Linked DNA regions of Mus musculus: region 2 is linked to region 1. A link is a contact called in ENCODE Hi-C or POLR2A ChIA-PET data. All regions are on one chromosome and are shown on one strand. Each heading gives the region's core, a stretch centred on a gene start or an enhancer-like site at or near the end of the contact. The rest is flanking DNA. Distances are from core to core; before and after follow the strand shown. Region 1 holds the start of Zfp619 (zinc finger protein 619). Region 2 holds the start of AI987944 (expressed sequence AI987944).

Evidence for each region. Hi-C counts contacts between places; a loop is a spot of excess contacts on that map. ChIA-PET counts read pairs that join two places held with the same protein, here RNA polymerase II (POLR2A).
Region 2: a map of T-helper 17 cell shows a loop between it and region 1 (7-fold over the local background). The contact joins the promoter of AI987944 here to the promoter of Zfp619 in region 1. A Hi-C loop is called at or near these places in 1 of 37 maps with a recorded cell type or tissue (T-helper 17 cell). POLR2A ChIA-PET finds 5 or more read pairs at or near these places in 1 of 5 experiments (embryonic stem cell).

What each region holds. Positions count from the first base shown.
Region 1 is chr7:39,515,850-39,519,422 of GRCm38, reverse strand. It overlaps Zfp619 (zinc finger protein 619), which reads right to left and starts at 1,657. Exons shown (of 4, transcript NM_001004139.2): 1 at 1,559-1,657. The coding sequence starts at 1,561.
Region 2 is chr7:41,391,552-41,395,124 of GRCm38, reverse strand. It overlaps AI987944 (expressed sequence AI987944), which reads left to right and starts at 1,746. Exons shown (of 5, transcript NM_001199330.1): 1 at 1,746-1,898. Gm17102 (predicted gene 17102) reads right to left here and starts at 1,427. Exons shown (of 2, transcript NR_166533.1): 1 at 1,105-1,427.

The DNA of each region.
Region 1 (3,573 bases), core at 408-2,907:
TGCAAAGTCTAAAGCAGTGGTTCCCAACCTTCCTAGTGCTGCAACCCTTTGACACAGTTCTTCGTGTTGTGGTGACCCCCAACTGTAAAATTATTTTGTTGCTACTTCATAACCGTAATTTTGTTACTTGTATGAGTCATAATGTAAATATCTGATATGTAGCATGTGTGATATAAGACCCCTGGGTCTTTTGACCTCGCAAAGTGAAATTGAACACAGGATGAGAAAACTGCAGTGTTAAAGAGAAAGCTAAGTGGTTAAGAAATCTTGTTCTAGCAAGGGATTCCCCATTGGGTTCTCAGCACCCGTGGGGTTCACAAACATCAACTCAAGCTCAAGGGACTTACCGCCATCTTCTCCCCTCCGAGGGAACTAGGCATTATGTAATATGCATACAAAACATTCAAACATATAAAATACATAAATCTTAAAAATAAAGATTGTGCGGGAAGGGAAAACACATGAGACTGGTAAGTAGCACAGTTGGTATAGAGCCTTCTGAGGAGCAGGAAGAAGCCTTGGGTTCCTTTTGAAGCACTACATAAAGACAGAAATGGCTGACACATATCTTTAGTCTTTAATCGGGTGGTATTGCAGGTCTAGTTTCTCTGCGTTATCTTTAAGAGGTTCCGTACTTCGAGTTTCTTTCACTTTTTGAATTACACTCACTCTTGCGGTGAGTGAAAAAAGAAAGATCAGAAGTTCAAAGTTAACCCTCGGTAACACAGCGAGTTTAAGCATAGACTGAGTCATGAGTGTCTATCTCTAAAGAAAACAGTCAGCACACTAGAATAGGTCACACACACACACACACACACACACACACACACACGCGCGCGCGCGCACTATCATCTGACTGTAAAACTTTGTTTAAACTACAATAATAAAAGCAATCTACTCTGGAGAATGTTCTCAGCCCAGCATCTTTAATCAAAGCATTCCGGAGGCAGAGGCAGGATATCTGTGAGTGCATGCAAGGCCAGCCTGGTCTACAAAGAGAGCTCCGGAGGGAGCCAGGACTTCGTAGAGAGACCCTATTTCAAAAGCCAAAACAAATGTCCTATTTCACAATAAAAAGATAAAGAGAAAATTAGGAAATAAAGGTAAAAGAATACAGTTAGCTGTTTTTGACAAAGAAACAAAGAAAACTCAAGGAATTCCCTTCATTAATAAATATTAGTGAGCCACCTTAACATCTATATGTAAGAAATTAATAAAGGACTTTATAACTGTCACGAAAATTAACTCTAAGTGTATTCTAAACCTAAATAATGAAATGCGAAGTACAGAACCTCTTAAAGATAACTGAGACGAACTGGACTCACAACACTGCCTAAGAGCCCGTAACAAAGTGACGTCACCCGAAAAGGCGAGAGGGGCGGAGCCTCCTGCCACCGCGCTCTGCGCTCTACGCAAGCGCGGCCCGAGGGGCGGAGCTGACCAGAGCCGGGGCCCAGAACAGCGCTTCCGCTCCAGCCGCAAGGAGGCTCCACCAGACGGCCTCCCGGGGCTCAGCCCGCCTCTCCTCCCCGTCTGAGGACAGCAGCCCCTTGCTCACCATGGCGCGGCTTCCGATCTCGACTGCACTCTCCCCACAGGTCCTGGCAGCGGAGCTCGCAAGCGCGGCTCAAGTGGCACCTCGCTCAGCCTTAAAGGGGAACCCGGAGCATGGCGGCGAAAAACCCGCCTCTCGCCGCTCGGCAGCGCCCTTTATTGGACAGCTGGTCTGGCTGCTCTGAATGGCTAGCAAGGCCGGAGTGACAGGAGAGAGTGGAAGCGAAGAGACAAAGGCAGCCCAGCGGGTCCTTGTGGCCCGTGGCTTGTCCCCCGAGTACACACGTGAAGGAGTTTTCCTTTTAGGAACTTACTCCTGCCTTCCAGAGCTGGACCTGCCGTCTAGAGTCGTGCGTTCGCACTGTCCACTACACGCAATGGCTAGTATAGGGATCGCCGTGAATTTTTATACAAAAGGTTAATTTAAAAATTTTAATTGCATGTATTTAGTTAAAAGAAAAGTGTGGCAGAAGAACATGTGTCCCACAGAGCATGAGTGGAAGTTAAAGGGCAATTAGCTAGAGTTGATGGCCCCTTTGCACCTTATGGGTCCTGGGGATCGAACTCAATTCATAGGGTTTAGAAGCAAGCACCTTTACTCGCTGAGCCATTTCGCTTTTCCAAAAGTTGATTAAAAAAAAAAATTTAAGCGCAACTGTTATTTACTTTTGAAAGGGAGGTGGGGATAAAGAGACTGCCAAATTTAGAGACCAGTCTAGCTAGGTCCTGTAATCCCAGTACATGGGAGGCTGAGGCAGGAAAATCAGGCATCTGACAAGGCTACAGACTGGATTCAAGGCCAGTCTCAGAACAGAAACACACACAACACAGAAACACTCTGTAATACAATGCTTCCATAGCATGGTTGAAACCAGAGGTTGAATCTTGGGTACCCACCTCAAACTTGAAGGCAAAAAACTAATTACAGAAATAAATAAAAGGGCTGGAGGATAGGAGGTTAAAGAGTGTGTATTGCTCTTCCAGAGAACCTTAGTTCTCTTCCCAAGCTCACACATCTGTCAACTCACAACTGCCTGTAAATTCAGTTTCAGAGGAACTCATGCCTTCTACTTTTGCCCATGAAATAAAATGAAATCTAATAAGATACTTATCAATTGATACTGAGAGGTAAGAATGTGGGTTCATGGGCTGTGATGGCGCATCCCTTTAATCCCAGCGTTCCTGAGGCAGAGGCAGGTGGATCTCTGTGAGTACAAGGCCAACTTGGTTTATTTCAGCTGCCAACAAACTAATGCCAAGAAAATGAAGCTGGGCTTGGGGGCAAGGGACTGTAACCTCAGAACTTCAAAGACTGAGGCAGAGCTGGCCTGAGCTATGGAAATACCCTAAACTAAAATTGTTCAAACATCTCAAACATACTCCACCTATCATATAATAAGCACTTGATAAATGTCTACAGAAAGTAAATTTTAAGTATCAAAAAAAAATTGTAAATACCCAGGAAGCTCCCAGAGACTGAACCAGGAGCATACGTGGGCCGACTCGAGGCCCCTGGCACATATATAGCAGATATATATTCCCAGTGGGAGAAAATGTGCTTAATCCTCAAGAGACTTGAGGCCCCAGGGAAGAGGGAGGCTTGGTTGGTGGGGGGAGCACACTTGTGGAGACAAGGAGGAGGAGGAATGGGATGAGGAACTGTGGGGAAGGGCATGGGGGGGGGTGACTGGAACGTAAATAAATAAAATTATTAAAAATTTATAAAAATATTAAATTACTCTGCAGGATGACAGAATGTTTTGGAATCAGAGCATTGATGGCTGCATGATATAATATCAACAATCAACCCAACAGTTTAGAATTCTATGCATGAATTCTAACCCAAGAGGTAAAAAACTGTAATGAACCCCAAGATTGTATTATTTACTGGTGGGAAAAAAATTCCTATTTCTAGTTGTGGTGTGGCTTAGCCCTTAGCACAGACCTTTAATCCGTCTGGGTGGATACAAACATGCCCTTAGCACACATGTTGAATCCCAAGCAATAAAGGTAAAGTTA
Region 2 (3,573 bases), core at 497-2,996, 1.9 Mb before region 1:
TCGACCCAGCTTTCCTGCCAGCTAGACAGAGGTAGGAGCAGGCAAAAGAAGGGCCTGCGACTGTAGGTAGACTGAAAGGTAGAGTCTTTGGCTCCTGGATACCATCCCAAGTCAGAGCATCACAAATTCAGAGGCTCAGCTTCACTAGACAGATCATACAAAGACAGATCTGATATATAAGACAACAATATTTAAAATTGGTCTTTGCTACTTCTAGGTCCATCAGTCCTTATATTGTGTGTTTGTTTAATTTAGACGCCCCCTAAATAGTAACCCACGAGGACAGACCGGATGTGGACAAGTCACAAAACAGACAACAGTAAAGACTGAATTGGTGTCGCACAGAGGTTTCACCAGACTGATTATGACAATTTTACCAATAGGATTGTGTTTCAACTGATTTCTTGTATAATCCCTGGACTGCCTGGTATCCTCTGGAAATTGCTTTGTTGAACAGCCTAGGCGTTGGAACCCAGGTGAAGTTGCCACATACTGGGCCACTGCAGTTTCTGTCACCCAGCGTCAGTAGATGGCATTTCCAAGGCTCCAAGGCAAATAACGGATCAGAAAATAACTGATGGCCTTGGATGAACTTCCAACTACGCAGAAATTACTCAATAAATAAATACATAAAAATAAAGAATAAAAAAGTAAAATAAAAAAATAGGCGTCTCCCAATTGCCCGAATGGGGTGTACAAACCCCATCAATTTCACCCTGTTTATCAGACAGGGTATCTCTTAACCATAATCCAGGAACCAACAGGAAGCTTACTGTTTAGAGTCTGCCATTCACCTTGGGATTCTGCAGAGGGAATGCATTTCCTGGAGACCCTAGACACAGCTGGGTCAGCCCACCCCTCCATTATCCGGGATGAAAAGAGAATTTGGGGCTTTTTCTCTTCCTCCTCCTCCTCCTCCTCCTCCTCCTCCTCCTCCTCCTCCTCCTCCTCCTCCTCCTCCTCCTCCTCCTCCTCCTCCTCCTCCTCCTCCCCTCCTCCTCATCCTCCTCCTCCTCCTCCCCCCCCCCTCCTCCTCCTCCCCCCCCCCCACCACCATTTCGGTCCAAATTAAAAGCAACAGTTTATTAAATATTAGGTACTGACCAAGAGATGGACCTGGGTCAGAAATATCCGCAGAATTTCCCAGCCGGAATAGCCCCCGGTCACATATTGTAGGGGTTTATACAGATAATCAATTTGGCCACCGCACTTTCTCACGAGGGTTACTTAGAAAAAAAAACTACAATTCCCAGAATCGCTAGAAGTTACCTGGCTCCTGGGCCGGTAACGCTTACAGGCTAATTTTGGCAATTACATACGCAAGCTTGATTTCCATTACATATCCACCTTCATTTCCGGAGGAAGAAAGGGAAGTGCCTAATGAATAAAGCAAAGGTAGTTCAAGCAAGCTCCAGATTTCCCGATTTAGAGAGCTAGGGAGGGCAGGGTCAATTCCTACAAAGGGGAGGAGCAGCCCGAGCTGACGCGGTGGGTTCTCCCCAGAGCTGGATGGGAAGACAGACGGGTATGCTTTTGGAAAACAGGCACAAGCGCTACTGAAATTCAAATCTCTGTGTATCTGCAGAAAGAATGATACTGTAGTGGAAGACCAGGCCAGCAACCAAGCGGAGTCCCATCTGCACATTCTAACCCTAAGGGAGGTTTAATGGCCAATCAGAACCTTGAGGTGGAGCTGTTCATGTTACGCAAGACTTAGTGACCAATCGGAGCCTTGGGGTGGATTTGTCAGTCAGGAGAGAAGGCGGGACCTTCCGGGTTCCTTGCGGCAGTTTCAGCTCTATAACGGACCCTGCTGGAAAAGTTCTGATTGTTTTTCTCTAAGCGCTGCTGCTGGGTGCTGTGAGGGAAGCTCTAGCAAGTTGCTAATTCGCGACATGGTGAGTGCAGAGCCACTGCCCACAGAGGGAAGGAGCAGGCAGTTGTGTAGCAGAAGTTGGTATGGTGGCTTGTCCCTGGGTCTGGGTGGTAAGTGTGGCCAGATCTGACCACCTGTTACTTCCCTTTTTGTCCTAGTCATTCCCTGAACCCAGCGGTGGGCTGTGAATAACTTCACTATGAGGGCGGCATCTGCTCAAAGCATCTGGCTCAGAGACTTGTGTGTGGAAACATCCTTAGCAGGATGTCAAACTCAGAGAGGCCTAGTTTCTCTACTTCTAAAAGTTAACTCCCCCATCATTTAACATTTAGCTGTAAGACCTATTTGGAGTTAATTCTGTAGAAGTTATAAAAGGCATCTCATGTTGGGTAGCACTCCCATATCAAACTGTGGTGTAGAAGAGTAGAATTGATGATGTTAAAGGATTTACCAATGCTTAGGAGATAGTTAAGCGACAGCAAGTAGAGTTTAGCTGAGGGAGGAATGCCTCTGAGACACCCTACAGATAAGTAGTGTGCTAACCAGACCCGTTAGAGATCAGGATGCTAGGATAGATATATTTGTTCACTAGGATTGTCCAGAAAAGTGCTCCAGTGCTTAACAAAGGAGGCTACTCTGATTGACAACCAGCCACTAGGGCCATCCTCATAGCAAAGAACTGGCTGCTCAAGGGAGCGTTATAGAGTCCCAATCAACATTAAAGGCTGTTTATCACAAAGTGCTGCTAGTTTTCTTCTTGAGAAAAAGCATAGTTCTGCCATATTCGCAGGAGAACACCGGCTGGCAACTCTTTGAAAAGGGAAAACACTGTTGGGTCCAGGACTGGCTTGATCAAGCAAGGCTTTCTGTGAGGCCCTTATGTATAGAAAATGGCATAGCTCTTTCTCAAACCCAGGAACATGCTTGACAGAGCCAGGTAGGCCCTCATGTATTGAGAGTAAAATAGAACTTTTCTTTTTCTTTTTCCTTTTTTTCTTCCTTTGTCTTTATTATTAGTAGTAATTATTTTACTTATTTACATTCAAATGTTGTCCCTTCCTGGTCTCCCCTCCACAACCTCCATCCCATCCCCTCCCCTTTGCCTCTATGAGGGTTCCTACCCACTCACCCACTCCTGCCTCACCCTTCTAGCATCCCCCCCTACCCCCAGGGGGGCAACAAGCTTCCACAAGACCAAGCTCCTCCCCTCCCATTGATGTTAGTTAAGGCAGTCCTCTGCTACTGCTACATATGTAGCAGGAGCCATGAACCCACTCATATATACTCTTTGGTTGGTGGTTTAGTTCCTGGGGGCACTGATGGGTCTTGTACTGGCTAGTTTTGTGTCAACTTGACACAGCTGGAGTTATCACAGAAAAAGGAGCTTCAGTTGGGGAAATGCCTCCATGAGATCCAACTGTAAGGCATTTTCTCAATTAGTGATCAAGGGGGAAAGGCCCCTTGTGGGTGGGACCATCTCTGGGCTGGTAGTCTTGGTTCTGTAAGAGAGCAGGCTGAGCAAGCCAGTAAAGAACATCCCTCCATGGCCTCTGCATCAGCTCCTGCTCCCTGACCTGCTTGAGTTCCAGCCCTGACTTCCTTTGGTGATGAACAGCAGAATGGAAGTGTAAGCCGAATAAACCCTTTCCTCCCCAACTTGCTTCTTGGTCATGATGTTTGTGCAGGAATAGAAACCC